Linked DNA regions of Mus musculus: region 2 is linked to region 1. The links are chromatin contacts, found by Hi-C or POLR2A ChIA-PET in ENCODE. All regions are on one chromosome and are shown on one strand. The core of a region is the stretch at or near the end of the contact, and the rest is flanking DNA. Distances in the headings are between cores, read along the strand shown.

What was found. Hi-C counts contacts between places; a loop is a spot of excess contacts on that map. ChIA-PET counts read pairs that join two places held with the same protein, here RNA polymerase II (POLR2A).
Region 2: POLR2A ChIA-PET joins it to region 1 with 11 read pairs in Patski. The contact joins the promoter of Celf6 here to the promoter of Parp6 in region 1. A Hi-C loop is called at or near these places in 2 of 37 maps with a recorded cell type or tissue (both left cerebral cortex). POLR2A ChIA-PET finds 5 or more read pairs at or near these places in 3 of 5 experiments (Patski and embryonic stem cell).

The regions. Positions count from the first base shown.
Region 1 is chr9:59,615,200-59,621,372 of GRCm38, reverse strand. It overlaps Parp6 (poly (ADP-ribose) polymerase family, member 6), which reads right to left and starts at 4,089. Exons shown (of 24, transcript NM_001205239.1): 1 at 3,965-4,089; 2 at 2,666-2,905. Gm51709 (a long non-coding RNA gene) reads left to right here and starts at 4,249. Exons shown (of 3, transcript XR_003948337.1): 1 at 4,249-4,386.
Region 2 is chr9:59,576,219-59,582,344 of GRCm38, reverse strand. Celf6 (CUGBP, Elav-like family member 6) reads right to left here and starts at 4,008. Exons shown (of 12, transcript NM_175235.3): 1 at 3,706-4,008; 2 at 1-69. The coding sequence starts at 3,967.

The sequences.
Region 1 (6,173 bases), core at 2,840-5,339:
CACATACCCAGAGTCCCAGCAGTAAAAGGAGGGGAAGGGAGAGACAGAAGATCACATGTTTGAGATCAGCCTGCACTACTAAGAGGACTCTGTAAAAATAAATAAATTCAAGAGGGCTGGAGGGATGGCTCAGTGATTAATACTGCTAACTGCTCATATAGAGGACCTGAGTTGGATTCCCAGTATACACACCTGGCAACTCATAACTACTATAACGCCGGTGGATCCACCTACACACATTTTTAAAAATAAAAACAAATCTTTTTTTTTTAAAGCAACATTACCACAAGTCATTCTATAACAATCATCTAATTTAGAGTTCTCAATAACACTAAGGATGGGGCTGGAGAGATGGCTCAGCGGTTAAGAGCACTGGCTGCTCTTCCAGAGGTCCTGAATTCAATTCCCAGCAACCACATGGTGGCTCACAACCATCTGTAATGTGACTTGATGCCCTCTTCTGGTGTGTCTGAAAACAGTAACAGTATACACATATACATAAAATAATTTTTTTAAAATAAAAATCACACTAAGGATGCTCTGGTAAACAATGTCTGAGTTGTCATAACTAAAGCAATGCTCCAGGGTCATCTTGAAACCTAACTTTCACATAGTTACAGCAATGATCCAACAGGCACTCCTCCCCACTTCTAATCCTAGAAGACCTCCATCCTATACCACTCTAATGTTAGCCTCACTGAAGCCTTCACTTCCATCAGTCAGGAAAAAACACTCAGCTACGAAATTATGAAGGTTTGAACTATAGATAATGTCAAAGGTACTGTCAGCAGGCTTTTAAAGCTTTCTGCTGCTCTCTAAGTCCAGTCACAGACATACCTATACATTGAGATCACCCAGGGAACTTTCAGCTAGCACACACCCATACCCCATAACCAATCAGTACATTTTAACAGGAATTAAGCTTATATGTTAAATCAGTTAAAAGCTCTACTTATTAGGCAAAAATTAGGAATCACTAGTCTAGCCCTTCCTGGCTCTACATATACCTCAATTTAATCCATTCCAGACTCAGGGTGTTCTTGGTCCTTAATGTGATTCTACCAAGCCTTAGTTTTTTACATCAGTAGTTCTAAGTAGAATAGTGTGCCCACAGCATCAGTGTCAACTGGGAATTTGTTAAAATGCCAATTCTTAACCCTCACCCCCTGAGATTTAGTGAAGTAGAAAAACCATAGCTGGAACTCAGTGATATTCTAACAAGCCTTAAAGTTATCATGCTGCATGATAAAACCTGAGAACTATTCCTCTTAAGTCATTACATTTTCCAAGGGTCTGAAGTCTGTTCTCCCATAGGTAGACCTAGTAATTGGTCCAGAATGTGACCATAAGGCACACACAAAAGCAAATTCCGAATAGCAGTTTTTAAGCTGGCAGTACTATCTGACTGATCAAAAAAACAACATGCAAAAATCAATTACAACTAACACCCTTAGAGATGAGATAACCTCATATCTGATAATTGCTTTAAAAATATTCGGGGGGGGTTATAAATAAGGTCCAATTATATGTATGAAAAAACTCATTGTAGGTCAACCAGAATTTTATTTTCAATTAAAAAAAATTAAATATTACCCCAGTTCCAAATAAAATAAGTGGGAAAAGAGAAGAAATAAATTTGGCAAAATGCTGATAACTGTAAACCAAGCATGGTGGGATGTGTCTTTAATTCCAGCACTCTGCAGGGGGATGGTGGTGCCCACTTTTAATCCCAGCAGAGGCAGGCAGATTCGGTGAATTCAAGGCAAGTTTGGGCCACAGAATGAGCTCCAGGACAGCCAGGACTAGAAAGAGAAATCTTGTCTCAAAAAACAAAAACAAAAACAAAAACAAAACCCAGAATTTTTAAAGGCAGAGGCAAAAGGTTCTCTCTGTGTTCTCCACCAGTGCAGACTACATACTGAGTCTCAGGAGAGCCAAGAGCTACATTTCACAAAACAAACAACAGCAACAAAAAATGGAAACTGATGAAGCTAATGTACACAAGGGTTTCCTATATGCCCTACTTTTGGGTACATAGTTGAAATTTTCTACATTTATAAAATCAAATGCTTTCCCTTTGTCTCTGTGCTCTCTGCTGTTCTTCAAACACAGTAAGAATAGTCCCACTACACATCTTGTCTCTACTGTTCTCCCCTTTAGGATTCCTTTTTAGATATCCACACTCTGGCCAAAGGTCACCTTGACTGCCCATATAAAATACCCACACTAGCATTCTCGATCCCCCTCCACATTGTTTTCTTCACCACAGCTCTGACCACTCTTACATTTATCTCTCACCAGACTGTAAGCTCTCTCTGTATATGAGTACTTTGTCTTCAGGCACACCAGAAGTGGGCATCAGATCCCATTACAGGTGGTTGTGAGCCACCATGTGGTTGCTGGGAACTGAACTCAGGACCTCTGGTAGAGCAGTCCAGTGGTCCTAACTGCTGAGCCATCTCTCTCACTCCTGACTGTAGCTCTATAAGCAAAGATTTTACTGTTTTCACCATTCTCAGCCTCTATAACACATTTACTGAATTAGTGAATGAGCCCTCAGCTATGTACCTAGGCCAAATAGGAGGTAAGTATAAGAACTTAAATGCTGCTACTAAACTGACAAAAATCACACAAAATGCTTTTTAAAAATCAAGACTTCATTCACCTTCAAGAGCAGCTGAGGTGCCAATTATGAAGTTTGGGACCAGGGTTCTTTTAGATTGAAAACAGTCAAATGCTGCTCTGGACGAAGAGGGAAGCACTACAGTCCAGCCTGGGTTGTCTTGGGGTGAGCAGTAGAATGAGGGCAGCTTAGGCTAGAAGTGCCAACTTTCTCAAGGTCTTTCACTGTAGAAGTCAAGGAAAACTGAGCATCTCCTCAGGGTTTGCTGCTTGGTTTCTGATGCTATTAAAAGGAGGGGGTAAAAAAAATCAGTTTTTCTAAGGAAAAGACAGTTATGAAATGACCAGCTTCTCCAACCAGACTGTTTTAGTAAAAAAAGACTTGAATCCTCAACACTCCATGGCCTTCTCTCAGGAATGGAGAGTAGATTTAAAAGCTGGAGAGTGGGAAAAGGCAGATGGTGGAGCACGGAATTCATTAAAAAAGAAAAAAAAAAAAAAAGAGGGGGCTGAGAGATGACCTAGTTCAAAGTTTTCATGTTACATATTTAATACTCCAACCTAGGGAGGTCACAAAACTTGCATAAGTAACTTGAACGTTTGATAGGGCCAAATCTATCCATTTTTTCATGTAATAACTAGTTCGGGGTGGGGGTGGGGGGCAGATCTGGAACCTTTCAAGAGGAGCTAGATCAAATAGAGACTATTAAGAGTGCCCAGAGAAGTGTGCTGTTAGGCTCAGTGTTTATTCTGGGGGATGGCAGCTCGCATTAACACGCTTGGTCTATTTCTATGAGATCGTGCCAACGGTAAATAAGCCTTCGGACGACCCACAAAGGTCTTTTTCTCTACGTCCATTGGCACTTTTCAGAGTGACCATTTAACGTATACCTAGTCAAGAGACGCCTCTGATCTCAACGTCTACATTCTGGGCTTGACTTCCAGCTCAGTGTGCTAGGAGAAGAAAACTCCACTCCAACGGAAGTGTCAAAAGGACTAGGCTACTAAACAAAGGGCGAAGGAGGGTGCGGAGGGGCGAGACCCGCGGGCCAGCGCTAACCCTAGCCCGGGCGGAGGGAGAAGACCAAGACGCTCGCGAGGACACCTGCGCATGCAGGGCAGGGCCTGAGGCCTCTTCTCCAGGTGTCCCCCAAAGCCCTCAGCTCCGGCCTTCCCCGTTAAGGACCCGTCTGCGGCTCGCCGCCGCCAGCCGCCCAGCCGAGCGAAGCCTGTCAGCATCCCTTACTTGGTCCCTCAGGCAGGGCGGACCTTGCCAGCAGCCCGACCGCCCCGCCCCATCCCCACTCCAGCCTCCCCACACGCCAGCCTAGAGAGTACTCACGGCGACCCCGGGCCGCGCGCGGCCGCCGCGGAGGGGACGAGCGGCCCGGGACGCCCCGCGGGGGCGGAGCGGCAGGCCAAGGGGCGGGGACCGAGGCGGGCGGGTGAGGTCGCGCACCACACGCCTCAGCGTGCGGTCTCGGGCACGCCGGGGCGCTCTGCGCATGCTCAGGCGAAGACACCGCGATCAGGTGTCCTCTTCCGACCAACCGCGGTGCGTGCTGTACCTGGGCGTGTCCCCACCCCAGGGTGCTAGCCAGGGCGCGCGTGCGCAGTGATCCAGAGTTGAAGGCGTGAGGAAGCGAGAGAGTGGCGCTTGCGCTTTGGGGCCCGGAGGGAGCTTGAGAAAGAGGTTCTCCGGACATGCCGAAATATAATGTTTTTCTTTGTCGCCTCGTGTGGTTAGGAGGGTTGCAGAAGAAGGTAATCTAGATTGCCTATATAGAGATACTGAGGTGCCCCTTTGGTGCAGCTTGAAGCCAGACAAAAATAGGAATCAAAAGTTAAAATTCTGAAATCTGACTTGCTCCCATGTTCATTTGCTTCGGTGTACCGACCGCACCCAGGCTTTCTCATCACACAGGGGACTGGGGACATAGCTCACTTGGAAGAGTGTTTGCCTAGCAACCACAAACCCTTAGTTTATGCACAGGTGTGTAAATCCCGTGTCGTGCCTGTAGTCTGTATAATGTTATCTCAGCATTCAGAAAGTTGAAGCACAAAAATCAAGTTAGAAGTCTTTTTGTTTTTTGTGGTTTTTTTGTTTTTGTTTTTGTTTGTTTTGTTTTGTTTTTCGAGACAGGGTTTCTCTGTATAGCCCTGGCTGTCCTGGAATTCACTCTGTAGACCAGGATGGCCTCCAACTCAGAAATCCACCTGCCTATGCCTCCCAAGTGCTGGGATTAAAGGCGTGTGCCCCCATAGAAGTCTTAAGCTACATAGCCAATTCAAGGCCAGCCTGGGATATATGAAACCATCTCAGAAATTAACTAAATGAAACATTTTAGTTGGGATGGAAGAGAAAGCTCAGCAGCCAAGATCAGTGGCTGCACTTGTCAAAGGCCTGGGTTGGGTTCCCAGCACCTACGAGTCAGTTCACAATAATTTGAAACTCCAGTTTCAGGAGATCTACTACCCTCTCTGGCCATCACAGGCACTAGGAACCAATGCGTTGCACGCACATATATGCAGGAAAACACAAACATGCATATGTAAAATTAATCTTAAAAAAAAAAAGTGGGGCTGGAGAGATGACTCAGGGGTTAAGAGCACTGGCTGCTCTTCCAGAGGTTCTGAGTTCAATTCCCAGCAACCACATGGTTGCTCAGAACCATCTATAGTGAAATCTTGGGCCCTCTTCTGGCATGCAGGTGTACATGCAGATACTCATACATTAAAAATAAAAAAAACCCTTAAAAAAAAAAAAGTGTGGGACGGTAGTGGTGCATGCCTTTAATCCCAGCACTTTAAAGGCAGAGGCAGATCTCTGAGATGCTAGTCTGGTCTACAGCACTAGTTCTAGGACACTCAAAGCTACACAAAGAAACAGTCTCAAAAAAAAAGAAGGAAGGAAAGAAGAGAAAATTAAATTATTGCATTCTTGGCTTGAGCCGTTGTGCTTGCCCCCTGGGTTCTAGTTTCTCTCCTTGCTTACTCATGAGTCTCAACTGGATCGAGCCAAGGATCCCCAGGCCGCTGACTGCTAACAGATTTTGGTGTTTTGTTACATTGTAATAACTGAAGAAAACTGAGGGATATACTCCAGTCTCAGAGTGCAATAGTTCACAGTAGTTCAGAACTGGACTTAGGGTCACATAGTCTTCTGAGAGCATGCACTGTGGAAATGTGTTCAACATAAGAAAACACAAAGGTTTTGTTCCCATGAATGAAATGTGGAATGGCAGAATCCCACAACCTCCCAGGATTCCCTCTCTTTAACCCTTTCCCTCTCATGCTCCCGTACTCAATGAATTTTAACTGCTTTATAGATTATTATGCTCTTCCTGGCTTTCTTCATTTTCCATTAGTCAGTTACTCCCTCTCTCCCTCCCTCCCTGCCTCCTTCCCTCCTTGACTGTCTCCCTCCCTGCCTCCCTTCCTCCCTCTGTGTGTGTGTGTGTGTGGGGGGGTGATGGGGGTGGGGAGAGAGGGGGAGGGGGAGAGAGAGAGACTCTCACCAAAAGAGTTGTTTATAAATGGATTGACTGGTT
Region 2 (6,126 bases), core at 2,759-5,258, 39 kb after region 1:
TCTGCTCATGCAGTGCACTCTGGGCCTTGAGGGCAGAGTCCCGGGCGCAGTAGGTGAGGAAGGCACAGCCTGAGGAGGGAGAGCTGAGCTCAGGGACTTTTCTGAAACCTCCTAAACATTCTGCTTCGTAAGATCCAAGCAAGTTAATAAACTTGGGGTCACTATCCTTTCAACATGCACTCTGCCCTGGGAAGTGCTCTGTGATGGAAAGTCTTCACAGGCCTAGGACCTCTGCCCCAAGCTCTGGCTCCCTCTCATTTTCTCCTGGCCTTCTGTCCAAGAAGTATACCCATCTATCCAGTCATGTGCTCATGCAATCCCACAGCACGGCTCCTCTCCCCAGCCCATCCATAAGGGTTAAACCTTCCTAAGCAGCTTCGCCTGCTTCTCTCCAACACCCATCTATTTTAGATAGAGACTTATAGTCTCCAAGGATCAGCCTTGATTCCTTCCCAGTCCAGTTCCAAGTGGCAGGGAAAAAGGGGGAGGAAGATGAAGGATTGAAGGCCAACTACTTCCCAACACTTCCTTTCCTAAGTTTGGAGTTGGGTAAGGCTTGGTTCAGGTTTAAGGGCTTCCTGTAAGTAGGAAATTCCAGAAACTCCCTAATCCTATTTAAGACCTCGGTCTATCACAACAGGGCCTCTTAAAGTGTTGTCTTTGACTCAGCTTGGACTCTTCTACACAATCCTACTTATTGAGGCAGGGATGGAGTCTGGGATGAGATAACAAGTAGGGTCTACTATCTCACTGTGTCAGCTTCAGAATCTGCAGTTTCCTAGAAAACTTTGAAGGAGGTTTCTCTTCCTTTTCAATATTCACTGAGAACACACTCATCCTGAAGATATCCAATACTTACTTATTATGGTTGGGCCTTATGATGGGTTAGAGATGGAGAAGTCTTGGAGATTAGATGTCATGAGGAACACCTGAGTCTGTCTCCAAAGGTTGAGGACTGCCTCCAAGAAGACACTGAGGGCGGGGTTGTAACTCAATGGTAGAATTCTTGCCTAGCATACATAGTGGTCAAGTAATGGTGACGATAAAATAGAAAACATGAATTCTCGAGAACAGGGACAGTGAATCCTTTGAACCAGGTGAGAAGAGGTGTGTGATTGTTTCGTTTGCGGTGAATGAAAACTGAGCCAAAATGTGGTGTGTTCGAGAAACAGCTAGAAGGCTGGATACAGGAGAAGTCTTGAAAGTATGAGCAGAGTGGCTAGTGAGGAATGCAGGCATTGGGTTACATGTAGCCTTAGAGACCGCGAATAAATTTTGTTCTCCTTCCTGAGAGCAATGGAGAAGCCACTAGAGGGTGTTCACTAGGGATGCGAGATGATAAGATCTGTATTTTCAAAACGGACCTCTCAAGTAGAGGAAGGAGAAGGAGCAACAGAAGGCCACATGCCTACGGGAAGCCATTCGGAGCTGGCCCAGTTCTCCACTCAGAGCTGGCTAGGAAAGCAAGTGGGGCCTGTTTTGTTTTGTTTTTCAGTGGTATCTTCTATGGAGCTGCCTCCTGAAGATGGATGGATTGCCTCCTGCTTATTGAGAATTCCTAGACAGTGTCTTATTTTATCAATAGGGCAACTGAAGCCAGAGATTGTGTCAGTCACAGTTTTGGGATCTTTGAACTCCCAGGCTAGGGTTGTTTTCAAAGCACTGTGCTGGTGTCCACAGTACTCGGCCATTGAAATGAAAATGAGTCACTTTAGTGTTCAGACATCATTGGTTGCTGCGAAGAGAGTGGGGATGCTGACTTAGAGGCCCTCTGAGTTACCTCCATATCTCACAAGGCAACATCTGCTTTGGAGAGGCATAGAGTGAATGGAGGACTAAATCACTGACCCCTGGGTTTCACATACATTACTGTTCTGCCACTAAACCATAACATGTCCTCACACTGGAAGGGGAGCTTTAGAAAAAGCTTTGGGGACCAGGTGCTACCAAAAAGAGCCCATGGAGATTGCTTGGGTTAGAGGGTAGAAGGCTGGAAGGATGGAGATACAGGGAAGTATGGCCACAGGGGCAGATGAGTAAGAGGTGAGCAGGAGGGATTAGTGCTAAGTGAGAAAGGAAGACAGAGTGAGGGGACAGTTCAGACATGGAGTGCTTGAGTGAGAACTGCAGTGACTCCACGCACTTGCTTTACTCTACAGATCAACTACAAAGATGAGGTTTATGCTTACCCACTGAACTCACTGTCTAGGAAAAAAATGCCACAAATGACTGGGCATGAAGACAGCCAGTGGGTTAGACTGAATTCTAGGAAGTCTGGATGATGTGGCCTTGTCCTTATAGGACTTTAACATAACCTCTCCCACAAAAGGTGGAATCTGTACCCCTATTCAAAAGGCCTAGTTTTTTCATGGGCATGTTCTCAAAGCCCTCTACTTTAGTATGCCAAGGAATGCCCTGGGGTCTCCCAGCTTGAAAAAGGTATCAGTCTGATGTTAGCTCACAGGCCTTTAGAATGGACCTGCCCTCTAGGACCTGTTATTTCTCTCTTAGGAAGATTATGGAGGGTAATTGGTCACCCTTCCCCCACAAAAATCCCGAAACCGCATTATTTCCCAGTGGGAAAATGAAGATGTGTCTCCTCAAATAATCATGATATGATTCTGGCTCTGTTATTCCAGCTCAGCCTGGACAGACTTTTCTGCGTGTAAACAAGTCTCCTCCCTTCTCTACAGGAAGAAAGGGGTGTGGCTGGAGAGGACCATGGTGCCTCTGTCTTCCTAGGAAGGGCAATGAGAAGAGCCCCCCATCCCCATCTTCCTCACTTAGATTGATCCACCCTGAGAGTGCGCTGGTCTGGGACCAGCTGGCAAAGAAAGGAAAACAGGAAGCCATCAAGAGGATTGAGAGGAAGCAGAGATGCACAGGAGTGGGGATTAGAGGGGGTGGGGGAGTGTATTCACACAGGGGAAAACCAAAGAGGAAGGGTACACAGGCAGGTGTATGTTCCCAGCTGAGGTTAGGATTCTGGATTCAAATCAGAAGAGGTAAAGAGCATTGGGTTCTGGAAAAATGTATGGAATATTGGGTTATTGTCAAATGTGAGAAGGCATTTATCTCTGAGAGCCTCCTGGGGGTGGGGTGAATTGGACTGTATATATTAGGTCTGAATTCTAAAGAGGAGAATTTGGGTATGGGGTATTTAAGGCTGTCAGACCCAAAAGTCAAATGGAGGCCCTAGGGGTTGGTTTGTTGTTGGAGGCCAGGAGGAGTGCAAATCCAAGATGTGTGTGCGGTGAGGCCTGAATAGGGTGGCACCAGAGAGAGAAAGTGCTCAGGAAAACCATGGGTCCAGGGGTCAGGAGATCGGGGGCTCCAGAGCTGGAAGGTAGAATAAGTTTCCAAATTCCAGGGTTTGGGGTGTCTGGTGGAAGGGATGGTGGAGAGATTAAGCAGGGAGGTGGGGATGACTGGGATGTGAGAAGTGACAAGGGATTTGGAGGTTAGAGTGAAGAACGTGTTAGGGAACCAGAGTGAAGTCAGAAGGATGCCACAGAGACAATTCTGGCTCTGGGGCTCTGTGGCCTGGGGAGGGAACAGAACTGAGGTGGGGCAGGTCCTGAACTGGAGTCGGGAAAGGTTCTAGTAGGGCTGGGGTTGGGCCTGCGTTTGGGGCCGGAGTTGGGTTGGGCTGCGCTCTAATTGGATTGGGGCTGGGCTGGGCTGGGCTGGGCTGACCCCGCGCACCTTTGTGGAGGCCGGTGAGCCGGTCCTTCAGCACCGTCAGCTCGTAGATGCGGCCGAACTCCTCGAACAGCGGCTTGAGGTCCTGCTCGTCCAAGCCCCGCGGGATCTGCCCCACGAAGAGCTTGATGGCGTCGTGGTCCTTCATGGGCACCGCGGGACCTGGGTTCAGCCCGCTCATGCCGCCGCCGCTGTCCGCGGTGCTGAAAGCCAAGCGCGGGCTGGGGCCGGCGGGCGGCGCAGACCCTCCAGGCGCCGCGGCCATGTCCCCGCCCCGTCCGCCCTCCCGAGCGTCCCGCCTGTCCCGCCGTCCCTTCCCTGGACTGCTGGCGAGGGCCTGGGGGAGGGGGCGGGGCCCGCCTACGAGGACGGGGGGCTGCCCAGGGGGCGGGGCCCAGCCGAGAGCGAGGGGCGGGGCGGACTGAAAATGGGCGTGGTCGAGGGCGGGGCGCCTGAGTCCGGCTGGAGTCCCCCTCAGAGCTCTCCCTGGCGCGCCAAGCCCAGCCCCGAGCCCCAGCCCCCGAGCTTAGTGACGTCAGACAGCTAGCAGGGAGCGTCTACGCAAGTGATTTGCATAATGAGATAGCGGTGGCCAATCAGAGAAGGAGTTGGCTGAGCTGGAGCGCGGGGCGAGAAGGGCGGCTGGGCTCACGCGCTCCAGCTCTCCATGGCAACCGGACCCTCAGCTGCCCTGTGTGTGGAGGGTGTGCGGGCGTGGCAGTGGATGGGAAGTAGCTTCGTCATGCGTGGCGCTGTCTGCTGGAGTCGGAGATGATCTCTCCCTACACACCTCCAACAGCCGGACCGTTTTCTGTGGGTCAGATAGGGTTTCCACCTCTCTATCCCTACTACCGAAGCCAGTCTTGCGGAGCGCATCCTTCTAGGCTCCATCGCACACCTCTCCTATATCTTCAACCTCTCTTTGCTCCTGAGACTCAAACACACTCTCGTCTCTTGTATTCTAAAATAAGCCCCAAGCACTGATTTCTTCCTCAGGAGAGCGAAAGAACTTATATTATCATATTTACTCAGAGCTTCTGCCTGGTTCCTCCCTATTCTGTGACTCAGGAGTGTTATCTTCTTTTCCTGAAAAGGATGCTGTGGGTCAAAGAAGTTAGGGCGTAAGGCAAAAGAAGAAACGGAAATTGATACATCGCGTGTGTTAATATCTTAAAAGCTATCGGACAAATCACAGCGCTTGAGTGTTTACCTCCCCATTCCCTCTTTCACAAGCGCACATTCATAAAGATGAAGGATTGGCGACATGGCTAAGCATATAAAGGCTCTTAATAAACAAGCTCGATGACCTGAGTTGGATACCCAGAACCTGCGTGGAAAAGCCAGGAGCAGAGCTTCGCATCTGTAATCCTAGTACTTCCGTGGCAACAAGAGGAAAAAAAAAAACAGGAGAGTCACAAGGGCCAGCTAGCAGAGGGACAGAAACAAGAGGGAGCCTCAACAATTTGGAATGAAAAAGCCACTCCTGATCTCAACAAGCTTGCCATGACTCATGTTTCTGCCCCTACTCATACAAATACACACATGCATACACATCACACACACACATCACATATGCATCACACACACCCCACACACAAATCACACCATACACACATACACACATCACAGAAACAAATTTATATTTTTTATTATTTTGTGTTTAAGTTTTGCCTGCATGCATGAATATATATGTATGTGCAGCACATGTATGCCTAGTGCCACTGGGGCCAGAAGACAGTGTCAGAGCCCCTAGAACTGGAGTTATGGAATTTAGGGGTTTTGTAAGCCTCCCTGTGGGTGCTGGGAATCAAACCCACGTCTTTTGCTGCTCTTAACTGCTGGGCTGGCCACTAACTAATTATGAGTTGAATAGGACCTTGAACTGCTGCTCTTTCTGCTTCCACTTCCGAGTTCTGAGGTCATGGGTGTGCACTCTCATGGTCATTTATGCATACCATCTTTAGTAGTTCGTTTGGGGGTACATCTACTTTTCAAATTGTGTTCTTACTGGTGGAGCAGCTTTTATTCTTTTCTTTGACAGGCTCTTGGGATATAGCCCAGGCTACCTTCAAACTCTGGGTTCTTTCTTGCTCCAGTTTCCCCAGTGCTAGGAGTGCAGGTGTGTGCTACCGTGCTCAGCCCTGAACTGATCCTTGCTAGGTAAGTTCTCTTCCGCTGAGGTGTTCCTCCAAGCACCATAGTTACATTTAAAGCAGGTAACTTTAAAAGTGGGCATAACTGGGTCTTTTAAAATTAAAAGTAGTTTTGTTTATTCTGTGACAAGTTGGAAATTAAATATCCTCAATGCTCCACTCTGTTATCTTTTGATACACTGTTGCTGTGGATGCTCAGCTTTGTTATCTTTTGCTACATTGCTATCTACTTTCCCCCCGGGTGTATATAAACTCCAGAGTCAGCTTGCCA